Regions from separate parts of the Homo sapiens genome. Here all the other regions are linked to region 2. The links are chromatin loops, found by intact Hi-C in ENCODE. Cell type or tissue: ovary. All regions are shown on one strand.

Region 1 (2,500 bases), 120 kb after region 2:
CTAATGGAGGAAAAAATGCAGGAGCTACTGCCTGGAGGCCGCTGTTTTCTTATGAAGTTCCTCTCCCACCCTGGCCTCTCTTGATCCTCTGTCCTCTTGCTATTTTTATTAGCCTGTGATCTTCCTGTTCTGTCCAGAGAGGTTCGCTGAAGTTAATTTAAGCCGGAGGGAGGGAAGGGGTCATACGCTTGTCTCAATCACTCCCCAAAAAAGGAGATACTTTCTTGTGCTTCATTTTCTCCCTCTGCGGGAATCTACTGTCCAGCATCAGTGGGTCAGGTTTCGTTCACATTTCTTTGAACAGATCTTTGCTGGTAGTGTTTGGGAATACTTTAGTAAGCCGGTCTAGGTAATGCCCTGGACACGTGAAACTTAGAGTCTAGCTGAGGGCACAGACACAGAGCAGATGGGCACATGAGGGTTGTAGGATCACAGATGGGTGAGCGCTGTCGAGTAGAACATGGCAAGGGGCCTGCCCCAGGCTGGCAGTGTTGGGGGAGTGCTCCATGAAGTGTACATACCAAGACCTGAGGGTCAACAGGGGAGGGAGGGTGGAGGTGGTGGGGACTCCTGGAGCAGCTCAGACAAAGCCAAGGTGGGAGGGAGTAAGTTTGGTTTGAGGAGCAGAAGGGAGTTCACTGTCTTGCCTGCAAATGACAGAGGGGTGAGTGAGGTGGAGTGAGGCTGGAGAGTGAGTCGGGTCCCCATACAGCCCTGCAGGCCAGGCTGAGGATGGGGCCCTTTATCCTAAGTGTAGTGCAAAGCTGCTGGAGGGCTTTCAGGAGCAGCTGGAGAATGATTCCTAAATGTATACTTTGGAAAGATCAGAATGGCTGCAGGTTAGTGACTGGCTTCTGGGTCAAGAGTGGGTGTGGTTAGGACCCTGTTGGAGTAACTCTTCATAGACAAGAGATCGTCACTTAGTTTAGGTGGAGCGTCTTGACAGAGATGTAGAGAGGTAGATCTAAGAAATATTGAGCCAGGCAGACCACCAGGGTTGCTTCTGGATGGGGTAACGAGGCACCGTGGAGAGGGAGAGGACAAGGCTGGTTTGGCTCCTGCAGTTGGATTAATGGGCCCTTTGCTGAGATAAGGATGACTGCAGAATGAGCTGTGGCATCTGTGCTTCAGGAGCTCTGTGCAGAGATCTGGGCTGGAGACGCCTGCTGGCAGATGGTAACTGAAACCACGGTCATGGATGAAATCGCCCAGGAAGGAGGGGAGGGTGTGAAGGAAAAAGGCCTTAGGGCTGAGCCCAGGGGAATTCCAGCATTCAGAGAAAAGAAAAAGTAAGTAGCCAGAGAGGTCAGTGTGAAACTTGCTGAGTGTGGGGGATGGAGGCCAGGGGAAGAGGGCATTTCAGCGATGGAGGAGTTATCAGCCCTTTCCACTAACCCCTAAGACTAATGTCAGAAACAGCTATTGCTGGAGTGGCCATGAAGTCACTGGCAACCTCCACAGAAGCATATTTTTGTGAGGCATGATCCAAAATGTTTTTGGGGTACAATTAAAAACCGCTGCCATTTATCCTATAGAGGTCTTGTGTGTTTTTGCCTTAGTCCTAGGATAGTTCTGAGGTTGTTTTTTTAAAATTTAAAATTTTAAGATGTTCTTTTTTTTCTCATGGGTTTGCTGAATTATCTTCATTGTTCTCCTTAATATAATTTTTTATTGAGCAATTGGTTTTAATATCTGACCAGGGAATTAGATCTTGCCCATGTAAAGCATTAAAATTTTATGTAATTTTTAGCATTTGGAGCACATATCATATGAAATAATAATAAAATGACTTATAGTTAAATCAGAAAGAAATAACAACTTGGGATCCCTAAAAAATGTGCACAGAATAGACAAGTGGCCTATTGTTAGCTCTGTGGACAGCCTGTGGCTGCTGTGAGGCCTGTACTCCTTTGTCGTCACTGCAGAGAAATTACCCCACATCCAAGGAAGTAAAACTATTCTAGAGCTAGTGCAGGAGGCAGATGACCAGAGGAGAAGCAGAAGGTAACCAAGGGGAGGTGGCAGCTGTGTGACCAGGAATGCTTTGTTCCAGGGAGAGACTGGGCCTGGGCATAACACTCTGTCATCTCAAGGTGACTTTCCAGCCACCCAGGGGATGTCTCCATTCCGCTTGTTGCTAGGAGGTTGATGGTATCAAGGCTGACATGACTTTGCCTGAGGCCTGGTGTTTTGGGTTGATTGTAGGCCAACCTGGGAGCTCCTGAAGGTGAGGGGTGAGCAGCTGCTTCTCCCGGACCTGGCTGTGGCCATGGGGCACCTGGATGTTACTTTGTCCCTACCCTATTGAGATGGGTCCCAAGGTAGACTGGCAGTGGATGAGCTGGGGCAGCCCACAGCTTCTGGCCCCTGTTGTCTCTGAACCATTCTTGCTCACAGCAGACACTCATGTTTGTTTTTGGCCAAGAGTGAAGCCTAAAGGGCTGAAGATTTGGAGTTTCTGTTTTCCATCCAAGCCAATGGCTCTTGATTGCACCCTCCC
Region 2 (2,500 bases):
GGTGTGATGGGAAGTAGGTGGGAGCATCTTTTCATACCCTTGGATCTTCTCAGGGTCCAGGGCCCTGCTGTCCATCTCAAGAGCTTACCAGCACTCTAGGCTATTAAATGAGGGTTGAACTCATGGAATAGGAGTTAGCCTCTCTGGATGATCCACGGGTTGTGCTCTGGCTGCTGTTGATGGGAGTTCATTGTCCAGCGTCAATGGGAAGGATGAACAGCCTGTTTCCTTCCTCTACTGAAGGTCTATAATGCTCCTCCTGCACAAATCCCAAGAGCTGAACAGCTGTCCACAGGGTTCTCAGATACTATGGATGGATGATTTTCACTTGAGTGGAGGTGGTGGGTTTCTGAATTCTGACTCTGGTCAGTCACTGTGTCCTACCAGTTGCTGCCATCAACATATTCCCTGTGCCTTTCCTTCCTTGCTTTTCTCCAGTTGTGAAGCTTTTATTGATTTTTTGAAGGTATGTGTGTACAGGATGGTGGGTGGGTAGCAAAAGGAAAGGAGATATGCTGCGGGACACTGGTTCTGCCTGATTTCCTATTTTTCCATGTATTTTCGTTTTATGCCTGGACATTGACTTCCAAAACTCAAAAGCCAAGAATTTGACTTTTTTTCTGGTGGAGTTATGATAACTCTCCTTTTGACAACACTTCCGGCTGTCCAAATTGATGGGAAGAGAGTTGTACAGGAACAAGAAATACAAGTTGTACAGTGTAGCAAGAAATACAGTGGGGGCGGGGGAATGATGGTGGAAGGGAAATCAGATTAATTAATATATCAAAATGTTATCCTGCCATTCATTTAATGATGATTTATTTTTATGATCTCCTTATTTTGACATCTGTAGAATGTATAGGCTCCTTATACACACACCCCCCCCCCCCCCCACACACACACACACATTTCCCCCTTATCTCTGGTAATAAAGTTCTCAAATGCAAGTCAACAAATGTGTCCCATGAATGGAATAACCAGTGAAGGGGTGTGGATGTGGATGGCTTTTGGTAAATTCAGACAATTCCTCAGGCTGAGTGAGGGAAACAAAGCTACAAATAGCAATGTGTTGCACGCAGTATTCCTGAAATTCAGTCTCCAGTGGCTCTTTGCTCCAGAGAACAAATTCCATCTCAGCCACAGGAGGGCCCCTGCTCCCCTGAACTGCTTGACTCAGACTGGGAATTCAGAGGTAAAATGAGTGGATTCAGGAGCAGAATAACAATAAATGTGGGTGGTGGTTTTTTTTTTTTTTTTTTTTTTTTTTTGTATGGGAGTGAATGGAACATTTGGCTATCATCCAACATTTCCTCAAATTGGTGATGTCTGTGGGTGGCATTTTCAAAGTATTGTTTTGACTATACTTTGGACAAAAGTCCCTAGCCTTGGCTGATCAATGCATATGCAAAAAATGCCCTAACCAGCTCCCTGCCCCCACCCTAATTCACATCTCCACTGTACTGGGGAGTCAAAAGCATGTTTTGGCACAAGTGTACTCTGCTTTAACGTGGCCAAGGGTGCCATGGTCTTCCTAGGGGCGTGCCTGTGCAGGCTGTGCCTGTCACCATGAACAAAGGGCAGGGGCCTCCTCCAAAACCACTGGCTTGGGGCACAGAGCTCAGGCCCCTGCCACCGTGGCTCCTTACAGGCACGATTGTCACCGGATGCAGGGCCAGCTTCCTATAACTGTTTAGTACAGAGCAGCTGGCCAAACTGTGAGCTCACTGTGGCTGCAAACCCATTAAAATATTAACTGTGATGATAAAGATGAATAATTATTGCACCTCCAGGGCATAGATAAGTCTAGTTCTGTCTCCCACCAGCCCTGAAACTCTGCTGTTCAGCTGGCGAGTGTAAGGTCTGGGTTTCGTGGTCCTGTACATAAACAATTAGGACAATAGCTCTTCAGGTTCCAAAGCTTTTGTTTGATCCATTTCTGCTATGAACTGTGATTACTCTCTGCAGAGAGGGGGAATTGAATTATTTTGGGCTAAGTTAGGAGCAGGGTGGACCTAAGTGAAGTGAAATTGTGGGGATGGGGTCTGGTGGGAAGAAGGTGAGCAGAATAGGTTAGCTGGGATTCTCCTTCCCTCCAAGCCTCAGCATAGTTAGGATGCAGCGAAATTGCTCCGGCTGCTGGTACCCATGGCCTTAATCATCTCCAGAGTGGGGTGGTGCTGCTGAGGCCAAGAAAGAATTATTCCAGCGGGGGGTTCCTTTAACTGAGCTTTTACAAGAATCGTGCAGTCTGGCCACAGCAGCTTCTTACACTTGCCTAGGCTGGCTTAACTCCTCTTCTTTCCACAGGGGGTGTGAGGAGATCCAGCTTCCCCATTAGCTTGGGACCTGCGTCTTATTGACTGTGAACACTCGGGACCCCAGTTCTGGGGCCATCTGTGACCTGTCATGCAGTAATAGCTTGGTTTTTCCCGTGTTCAGCTCCTCCCCGAGTACTTAGTGTTAAATCACAGGGGGAGGAAGTGTGAGCAGAGAAAAAACA
Region 3 (2,500 bases), 68 kb after region 2:
ATTTTTTCATTTTAAATGTTTTGCCTGAAATGCTCCCAGACAGAGCTGCAAGCAAGGCAGGCCTGAGGTGGGAGGAGAATTTAAGATATGAGCCCTTGTTCTGGCAGTTAGTAGAGGAAATTAAAAATTGTGGGTTAGGAAGGAAAGTGGAGAAGCTGACATTTTATGACTCTTTCAGAGAAATATTTTCTGTTTGCACATTTAATTTTACAAATTGGGATGGATTTAAGACAGGCATGGAGAGTGGTCAGGATGGGGGTGACATGTCTTCTGCCTTTGCTTTGTGTGCTATGTCCTTAATGTATTCCTGCCGCAATTCCACCTCTTTCCCCTGCTGCGCCTCCCTGGGGCCTCCTGCAGCCCTCCTCCTGCTGCTTCCTGGTCACTTCTAGAGATGGGGCCATTTTCTAGAACCAGCTCTCTAGGCTTCTGCAGTTCCATTGCAGACACGCCCTGCCCCTTCCTCCTCACATCCCTTTCCACAAGTACTTCAGCAGCCTGTAGTGGAGTTCAGTGCAAATCAGAGGCAGCAGTCTGTCAGCATGGCTTTTGTCTCGTTGATTTTTCTGAGTCTTGATGTTCTAGACCATTTTTGGCTCACATTCAGAAATGACTGAGAAATCAAAGTCAGTTGTGAAAGCTGAAGAATATTGATGCAGAGCTGGAGTGGTTCCGAGACTTAAGGATCAACTCGTGGACATGACAGTCTGTCACGTTAGTAACAATGTGTGAAGTGATTAGGGTTATGCATAATGGTGATAACAACAATGATTTTAGCAGCTCCCGTGTATGGAGGAGTTACCAGTTCCAGGTGCAGTTCTAGGACTTTATGTGCATTATCTCAATCTTCATAGCAGCCTGATGAGAAAGGTGTTATTTTTATCCTCTGTAGACAAAAATTGAGGCCCATAAGCATTCGTAATTCACCCAAAGTCATATGGCTAGTAAGGGATGGCACTGAAATTTGAACCCAGGTAATCTGGTCCAGATTAGGAACTGGAGCCAATACACCACCCATCTGCCTGAGCCAGATTTGATGAATAATCAGCTTTCTCTCCTATAATTCAATTCCAGATTTCTGTTCTTTATTTGCCTAATAGGATCTGCATAATTTAGAACTAAGATAAAATGCACTCTGGTTAAAACAAAGTAATAATCCTACTCATTTCGTATGAATTTGTGGGGATTTCAGATATCATGAAGCCTTCCCACTCCACTCCCCAAGGAACCAGACCAGAAAGTACAGGAAGGGGAAAACTATGTTAAGTTGAAACATTAATACCACACGGATGCATTTATTAAGTGTGTGAGGGAGATGTTGCCTTTCTGGAGCATAACATAAATCATCTGGAAAATTCAGTACAAAGCATTTCCAGGGACTCAACACAACCAACTGGAGGGCCTACTGTCTATTGATATTTCTGCTATGAATAATCTCTGTGGGATGCCGGCTGGCTGCTTGCCTCCAGCAGTTATTTCTAGTTTTGCTAGAGCAGTGAGTCGCAGCCTGTAATCCCCGCATGGGGTGAGACTTGTGACTCAGGAGGATGTTTGGGGCCTGCCAATGGGGCAGAAGAAGGTCGGGAACGCAGTGGCTCCTGAGAGGTAAACATTTTAGAAGCAGTGTGATTGTGTTACTAGAGATTCTTGAAGAGCAGGCATTTAAGGGACACAGGGAGCAAACCATCAAACATGAAGGCAGTAAAAAGTTGTACTTTTTTTCCTCCAATTTGGAATAGCGACAGTTAGTTAAGAAAAAAAATTTAATGTGCTTCAAGGAAGGTTACTCTTTTGATCCCACATTGTAAGGGTTGTGACAGCTTGTCCCCATTCCTTGGTGTTATGGATTTATTTTGGGAAAAAGAAGTGACCTCAACTCATAGCTGTAGCTAAAGAATGTTGAAAAAGGAATTAAATTGGCACCTCCATAAAAGTCAACAAGGGATCATGTTTTTTTTTGGACTGTAAGAAAATGCATCTGTTTAAAACAAAAGGTTCTAGGACAGAGCAGTCCAATAGAAATACAATATGACTTGTGAATGCCATTGAAAAATTTTCTAGTAACCACATTAAAAAATAAAAACAGGCAAGTTAATTTTCATGATATATTTTATTTAATCCAATATCTTAGACAATTTATCATTTCAATATGGAATCAATAAAAAATTATTATTGGGAGACTTTTTTTTTTTTTACCAAGTCTTTGAAATCCTGTGTGTATTTATTTATACTTTGGGCACATCTCAATCACACTGGCCACATTTCAGATGCTCGATAGCCACATGTGGCTGGTGGCTCCCTGGATGGAAGGGAGGAAGAAAAGAAAAAAGAGAGAAAAGAAGGAGAGAGGAAGAGAGGGAAGAAATAATACATTAGAGAAAATCTAAAGATTCCTTATAAGCACACAAATGCCTATCAGATCCTCATGCGTAACCTCAAAGGCCAGACTTCTCCATGGCCCATCTCAGTAAGTGATCACTGGCAAGTCCAGAAAGTACAT

The links. Hi-C counts contacts between places; a loop is a spot of excess contacts. Peaks named below come from ENCODE experiments on the same cell type or tissue, not always from the same donor. Only the 100,000 strongest peaks of a DNase experiment are listed, where the experiment ranks them.
Region 1: it touches region 2 in a loop (2.4-fold over the local background); 11 of 110 quality-filtered maps call a loop at or near these places.
Region 3: it touches region 2 in a loop (2.2-fold over the local background); 18 of 110 quality-filtered maps call a loop at or near these places.

Annotation. Positions count from the first base shown.
Region 1 is chr3:16,398,366-16,400,865 of GRCh38, reverse strand. The region is part of intron 4 of RFTN1 (raftlin, lipid raft linker 1); the gene reads left to right. Among named protein-coding and RNA genes, the nearest start is that of RFTN1, 110 kb to the left of the region's middle. In ovary, a CTCF peak has its summit at 1,167; a DNase peak (open chromatin) is centred at 1,175; H3K27ac peaks cover 2,261 bases.
Region 2 is chr3:16,516,034-16,518,533 of GRCh38, reverse strand. No RefSeq gene overlaps it. Among named protein-coding and RNA genes, the nearest start is that of RFTN1, 3.6 kb to the right of the region's middle. RefSeq lists enhancers at 1,048-1,548, 1,549-2,049. In ovary, a CTCF peak has its summit at 1,143; a DNase peak (open chromatin) is centred at 1,145.
Region 3 is chr3:16,447,817-16,450,316 of GRCh38, reverse strand. All of the region lies in intron 2 of RFTN1 (raftlin, lipid raft linker 1), which reads left to right. It overlaps LOC124906220 (a long non-coding RNA gene), which reads right to left. Exons shown (of 2, transcript XR_007095840.1): 2 at 1-2,500. Among named protein-coding and RNA genes, the nearest start is that of RFTN1, 65 kb to the left of the region's middle. In ovary, no CTCF peak of the experiment used is centred here; a DNase peak (open chromatin) is centred at 1,486; H3K27ac peaks cover 1,877 bases.